Linked DNA regions of Homo sapiens: region 1 is linked to region 2. Evidence: read pairs that join two places in POLR2A ChIA-PET (ENCODE). Cell type or tissue: IMR-90. All regions are shown on one strand.

Region 1 (2,500 bases), 420 kb after region 2:
CAACAAAATTGTCCCCATGTCTACTAACCCTCTTGCCCCAGATGATGTTGGCACAAGCCCAGAAAAGACTTTCAAATTCAATGAATGATTAAGATTAATAACTGCTCACATGTATACAGTACCTATAGTTTCTAACTTGTGAACCCATTTGATTACCTACACAATAGTTCAGTAAAATAGATAGGACTAATATATTGTTACTCTCTTTAAGGTGAGAAATCTGTGGCTTAGTGAGGCTAAGTTACTCACCCAAAGGTAAGCATAACTAGCACAAGTCAAAACCGAAACTTGGACACATGTTTTCTGAGCCCTAATCCAGTGCTTTCTTCACTTACATTGCATTGCCACTAGGGGCAGAGGAAGGACAATAAATTCCCATATCTCAAAGAACAGCAATGTAGATCCCCCTAGCAAACTAATTTGGGAATAATAATTAAGTTATGATCTATATCAAATGGTTTCACCTCCAAAGAGAATAAAACTTCTAATAGAAATACACTAAGTGAGGTGCCCAGAGCAAAATGCAGATGAGAGTTCTGCTTGGCTTGGTTTGCATCATCTCCTTTCAGATGTCTCTCTTTTCCCATCTGGTTTTTAAAGATACGAAGCTGAGGTGTCTCTACGCCAGCTGGTAGAGTCAGATGCCAATGGCCTCAAGCAGATCCTGAATGTGCTGACCCTGGGCAAGGCCGACCTAGAGGCACAAGTCCAGTCTCTGAAAGAGGAGCTCCTTTGCCTCAAGAACAACCACAAAGAGGTGAGACAAAGACCAATAGAGTAATCACAAGCTAAGTCCCTAAAAGTAGCATCAGTTCCTTTGAGTTGCACCTGACAAAGGGTGTGCCCGCTTGTATTAGTTCGTTCTCACACTGCTATAAAGAAATAACTGAGAGTAGGTAATTTATAAAGGACAGAAGTGTAACTGAGTCACAGTTCCACATGGCTGGGGAGGCCTCAGGAAACTTACAATCATGGCTTAAGGGGAAGCAGGCACATCTCACTTGGCAGCAGGAGACAGAGAGAGACCAAAGGGGGAAGAGCCCTTTATAAAACTATCAGATCTTGTGAGAACTCACTCACTATCCTAAGAACAGCATGGGGGACACCACCCCCATGATCCAATCTCCTCCCACTAGGTCCCTCCCTTGACACATGGGAATTATGGGAATTACAATTCGAGATGAGATTTGGGTGGGGACACAGAGCCAAACCACTGCTACGTACTACTCTGGTTTAGCCCTGAAAATACCTACTGCTACTAGCACTGGTTCAAGGTAGTATTTCAAATCCACTGGCTCCAACACAATATCTGGAGCCATAAGGGGAAGAAAGGCCTCCAACATCCCCTCCAGCTTTTCTACAAGAAGGAACCCAATTTTTCTGTCCTTACAGTCTTCCCATGTTTGTAGGCATCCCTATACAGGCTTCTGCCACCTCCCATTGGTACAAGTCAATATTGGTGCAAGTCAATATTGGCACAATCCCGTATTTGCACCATAGAGACTATAATCTCTCATGATCAATTCCACCTTTATCCTGTTTCACCCATTATCCAGCCCTGGAAATGATCTAAATTTTTTGGAACTCTGGTCTTGCTACTCATTTTTTTTTAATTTTGCACACATTTAAACACACAGTCCTACCTGAAAGAGTCTTAAATCATTTTATAGCATCTCAATAACACCTGTAAATCATGTATTCCTTTGTTGTGGGCTATATTTTAGACACAATTAAGCTAAATCGTAGCAGTTAGAGTGAAACAAGAACACAAAGGGGTTATCTGTTCACCAAGTGACTTCACAGTCTTTTTCTTTCCTTAGGAAATCAATTCTTTACAGTGTCAGCTTGGGGAGAGACTTGACATTGAAGTGACTGCTGCCCCTTCTGCTGACCTAAACCAGGTTCTACAAGAAATGAGATGTCAATATGAGCCCATCATGGAGACAAACCGCAAAGATGTGGAACAGTGGTTCAACACGCAGGTGGGGGATATAGAAAAGTCAAAAACAATAAGCTGATGCTGCATTTCTAGGGCCCTTTAATCAAAGTCATGTTTTCCTCCCATAATATTCTCAGTCTCTGGCTGTGTGTTTCAGATAGAGGAGCTGAATCAACAAGTGGTGACCAGCTCTCAACAGCAGCAATGCTGCCAAAAGGAGATCATAGAACTGAGACGCAGTGTGAACACTCTGGAGGTTGAACTGCAGGCCCAGCATCGAATGGTACTGAGCAAGCTGACCAAGCCTAGCTCAGCAAAGATGGAAACAGTCCCTTACACCTGTGTGCTGCAGTATTTCCCAAACTGTGTCTTTCAGAACAATAGTTCCTCATTTGTTAAAGCGTCTATGGCTGAAAAAGAGCTTTGTGGCCAAATAAGTCTACGAAACGCTGCACTAAACCAAGGTTAAACAGGGTGCCTTCCTGTGAGCCATTAATAAGCTAATATACACCATGAATCTCCAGGAAGGGGGTATATGGTATTCAGCATTCCAAAACTTAT
Region 2 (2,500 bases):
TGAACATTGACAATGCCAAGCTGGCCTCTGACGACTTCAGAAGCAAGTATGTTGAACTTCAAGGTCCCTATGGTTCTTTCATGGCCCTAGGGACCTACTATTGCCTGGAAGAGAGGAGAAAGCCATTTCTCTCTATTTCTCCTCCTAGGGCTGGTTATGTAAAATTAGTTTCAAATAGGGAACTAGACTCATGTGCTGCCTGCTCTTTGGTCTATACTGGTTTTTTTTGGAAGTGTTTCTTAAACCACAAAATTCAGAGATTGAAATGAATTGTTCTTTGGGAATTGATTTGGTGGTATATTAGCTAACAAAACCGAGAACACAGTGAGAGACTTCATCTCATGTGTGCCTGTGGGCTCCTCGTGGTGTTAGGTGAGTCAGGGAACCTCTTCAGCCTATCCATGGACAGCTTGACTGAAGCATATGGAAGAGAAGAGGCAGAAAACTGTAAGTTCAAGAAGATTCAGGCCAATTCTACCCAAACAACACATGAGAGGGGAAGGTGGTTTTCTTTCCTGACTTATCCTCCCACTCCGACACGTGCAGGTACCAGACGGAGCAGTCCCTGAGGCTGTTGGTGGAGTCGGACATCAACAGCATACGCAGGATCCTGGATGAGCTGACCCTCTGCAAGTCTGACCTGGAGTCCCAGGTGGAGTCCCTGAGGGAGGAGCTGATCTGCTTGAAGAAGAACCATGAGGAGGTATGAAACAAATTCACAAAAGCAGGCCTCAGAACTAAGCTACTAGCACTGGGAATCAGGAGAGGATTACTGTCTGGATCCCTGGTCTGGGACCCTTCTCTGAGGAACTCAAGATGTTCTCAGAGAGTGACGGTGCTACATCCATATCAAGGAGTGGAGTGAGCTGCTCATTCTTCAGCGGCTGGGTGAGGGTTAGGCAGGTGTTGGAATTACTGAGGAGGGACATCATTCATTGAGCCCTGCTCTCTGCTGATCACTGCTAGGTCCTGAATTTGGTGGTGGAGATGGAGGGACAAAAAAGAAATAAGACATGGCCCTTTTCTTAAAAGAGCTCACAGTCTAGTATAGAAAGACAGTCATATAAACACAGTGATATAAACAAGACAGAGTGAAACAAGTACCATATGAGATGTACAAGCAGTATGCTCTAGAAATAATCCAGGCTGCCCAAGAGGAGATAGGGAACTCTTCTCAGATGCAAAGAGGAGGATTCCAGTACTTGGGTGTTTCAGTCTGAGGGAAGAGGTTGAACAAAGACACAGAAGTGGCAGGGCAGGGTGTATCTGGGTATGGCTGGGCATGCAGTACCTCCAAGGGATGAAAGTGAAGATGTGATGGGAAGCGAGGAAGGACTTGCATATGCCAAGGAGTTTAGACTTAGTCTTGTAGAAGGTGTGAGGTTGTTTCCGTTTCTATGGGACAACAATTGACGTGATCCCTGTTGGAGTTTATTGCTATAAAATGTGTGTGTCACTCTTTGGGAATGATCAGAATCTTCCTTTTAGTGCTTTTTTTTTTTTGACGGAGTCATGCTCTGTCACCAGGCTGGAGTGCAGTGGCGTGATCTAGGCTCACTGTAACATCCGACTCCCTGGTTCAAGTGATTCACTTGCCTCAGCCTCCTGAGTAGCTGGGATTACAGGCACATGCCACCACGCCCAGCTAATTTTTGTATTGTTAGTAGAGATGGGGTTTCACCATGTTGGCTAGGATGGTTTCGATCTCCTGACTTCGTGATCCACCTGCCTCTGCCTCCCAAAGTGCTGGGATTACAGGCTTGAGCCACTGTGCCCGGCCCCTTTTAGTGCTTTCTGGGCAGCATCAAGCTCATTTTCCCAGAGCAGGAAGATGGCACATCTTCCATGGGACAGCAATTGATGTGATCCCTGTTGGAGTTTATTGCTATAAAATGTGTGTGTCACTCTTTGGGAATGATCAGAATATTCCTTTTAGTGCTTTTTGGGCAGTATTGTGCTCATTTCCCTGGAGCAGGAAAATGGCAGATCCATTGCCGTAGGTTCATTGTTTCCCTTTTCTCCAACAGGAGGTTAACACCCTGCGCTCCCAGCTTGGAGACCGCCTCAACGTGGAGGTGGACACTGCCCCCACTGTGGACCTGAACCAGGTCCTGAACGAGACCAGGAGTCAGTATGAGGCTCTGGTGGAAATTAACCGCAGGGAAGTGGAGCAATGGTTCGCCACGCAGGTGGGCATCTAAGCACATGGCCACTCAGGACCCGAGGTGCCCCAGGGCCCTGGAGACAGGGTCTGATCCTTTCCCCACTTGGGTGTTTCAGACCGAGGAGCTGAACAAGCAGGTGGTATCCAGCTCAGAGCAGCTGCAGTCCTGCCAGGCGGAGATCATCGAGCTGAGACGCACAGTCAACGCCCTGGAGATCGAGCTGCAGGCCCAGCACAACCTGGTGTGTATTGTTCAGACCTGCTGGTGAGCGATGGGAACTTGGGAGGCAGAGTCCCGGGGATGTGCTTGGGGCCACACACTCTCCTTAGCTCTTG

What was found. ChIA-PET counts read pairs that join two places held together with the same protein. Peaks named below come from ENCODE experiments on the same cell type or tissue, not always from the same donor. Only the 100,000 strongest peaks of a DNase experiment are listed, where the experiment ranks them.
Region 1: POLR2A ChIA-PET joins it to region 2 with 10 read pairs; 3 of 35 experiments call an interaction of 5 or more read pairs at or near these places.

Annotation. Positions count from the first base shown.
Region 1 is chr17:40,961,884-40,964,383 of GRCh38, reverse strand. It overlaps KRT39 (keratin 39), which reads left to right. Exons shown (of 7, transcript NM_213656.4): 3 at 601-757; 4 at 1,821-1,982; 5 at 2,097-2,222. All of the region lies in intron 1 of LOC107985072 (a long non-coding RNA gene), which reads right to left. Among named protein-coding and RNA genes, the nearest start is that of KRT39, 3.8 kb to the left of the region's middle. In IMR-90, a CTCF peak has its summit at 343; no DNase peak of the experiment used is centred here.
Region 2 is chr17:41,379,259-41,381,758 of GRCh38, reverse strand. KRT34 (keratin 34) reads left to right here. Exons shown (of 7, transcript NM_001386014.1): 2 at 1-46; 3 at 547-703; 4 at 2,028-2,189; 5 at 2,281-2,406. Among named protein-coding and RNA genes, the nearest start is that of KRT34, 1.8 kb to the left of the region's middle. RefSeq lists an enhancer at 1-460. In IMR-90, no CTCF peak of the experiment used is centred here; a DNase peak (open chromatin) is centred at 1,488; H3K27ac peaks cover 1,264 bases.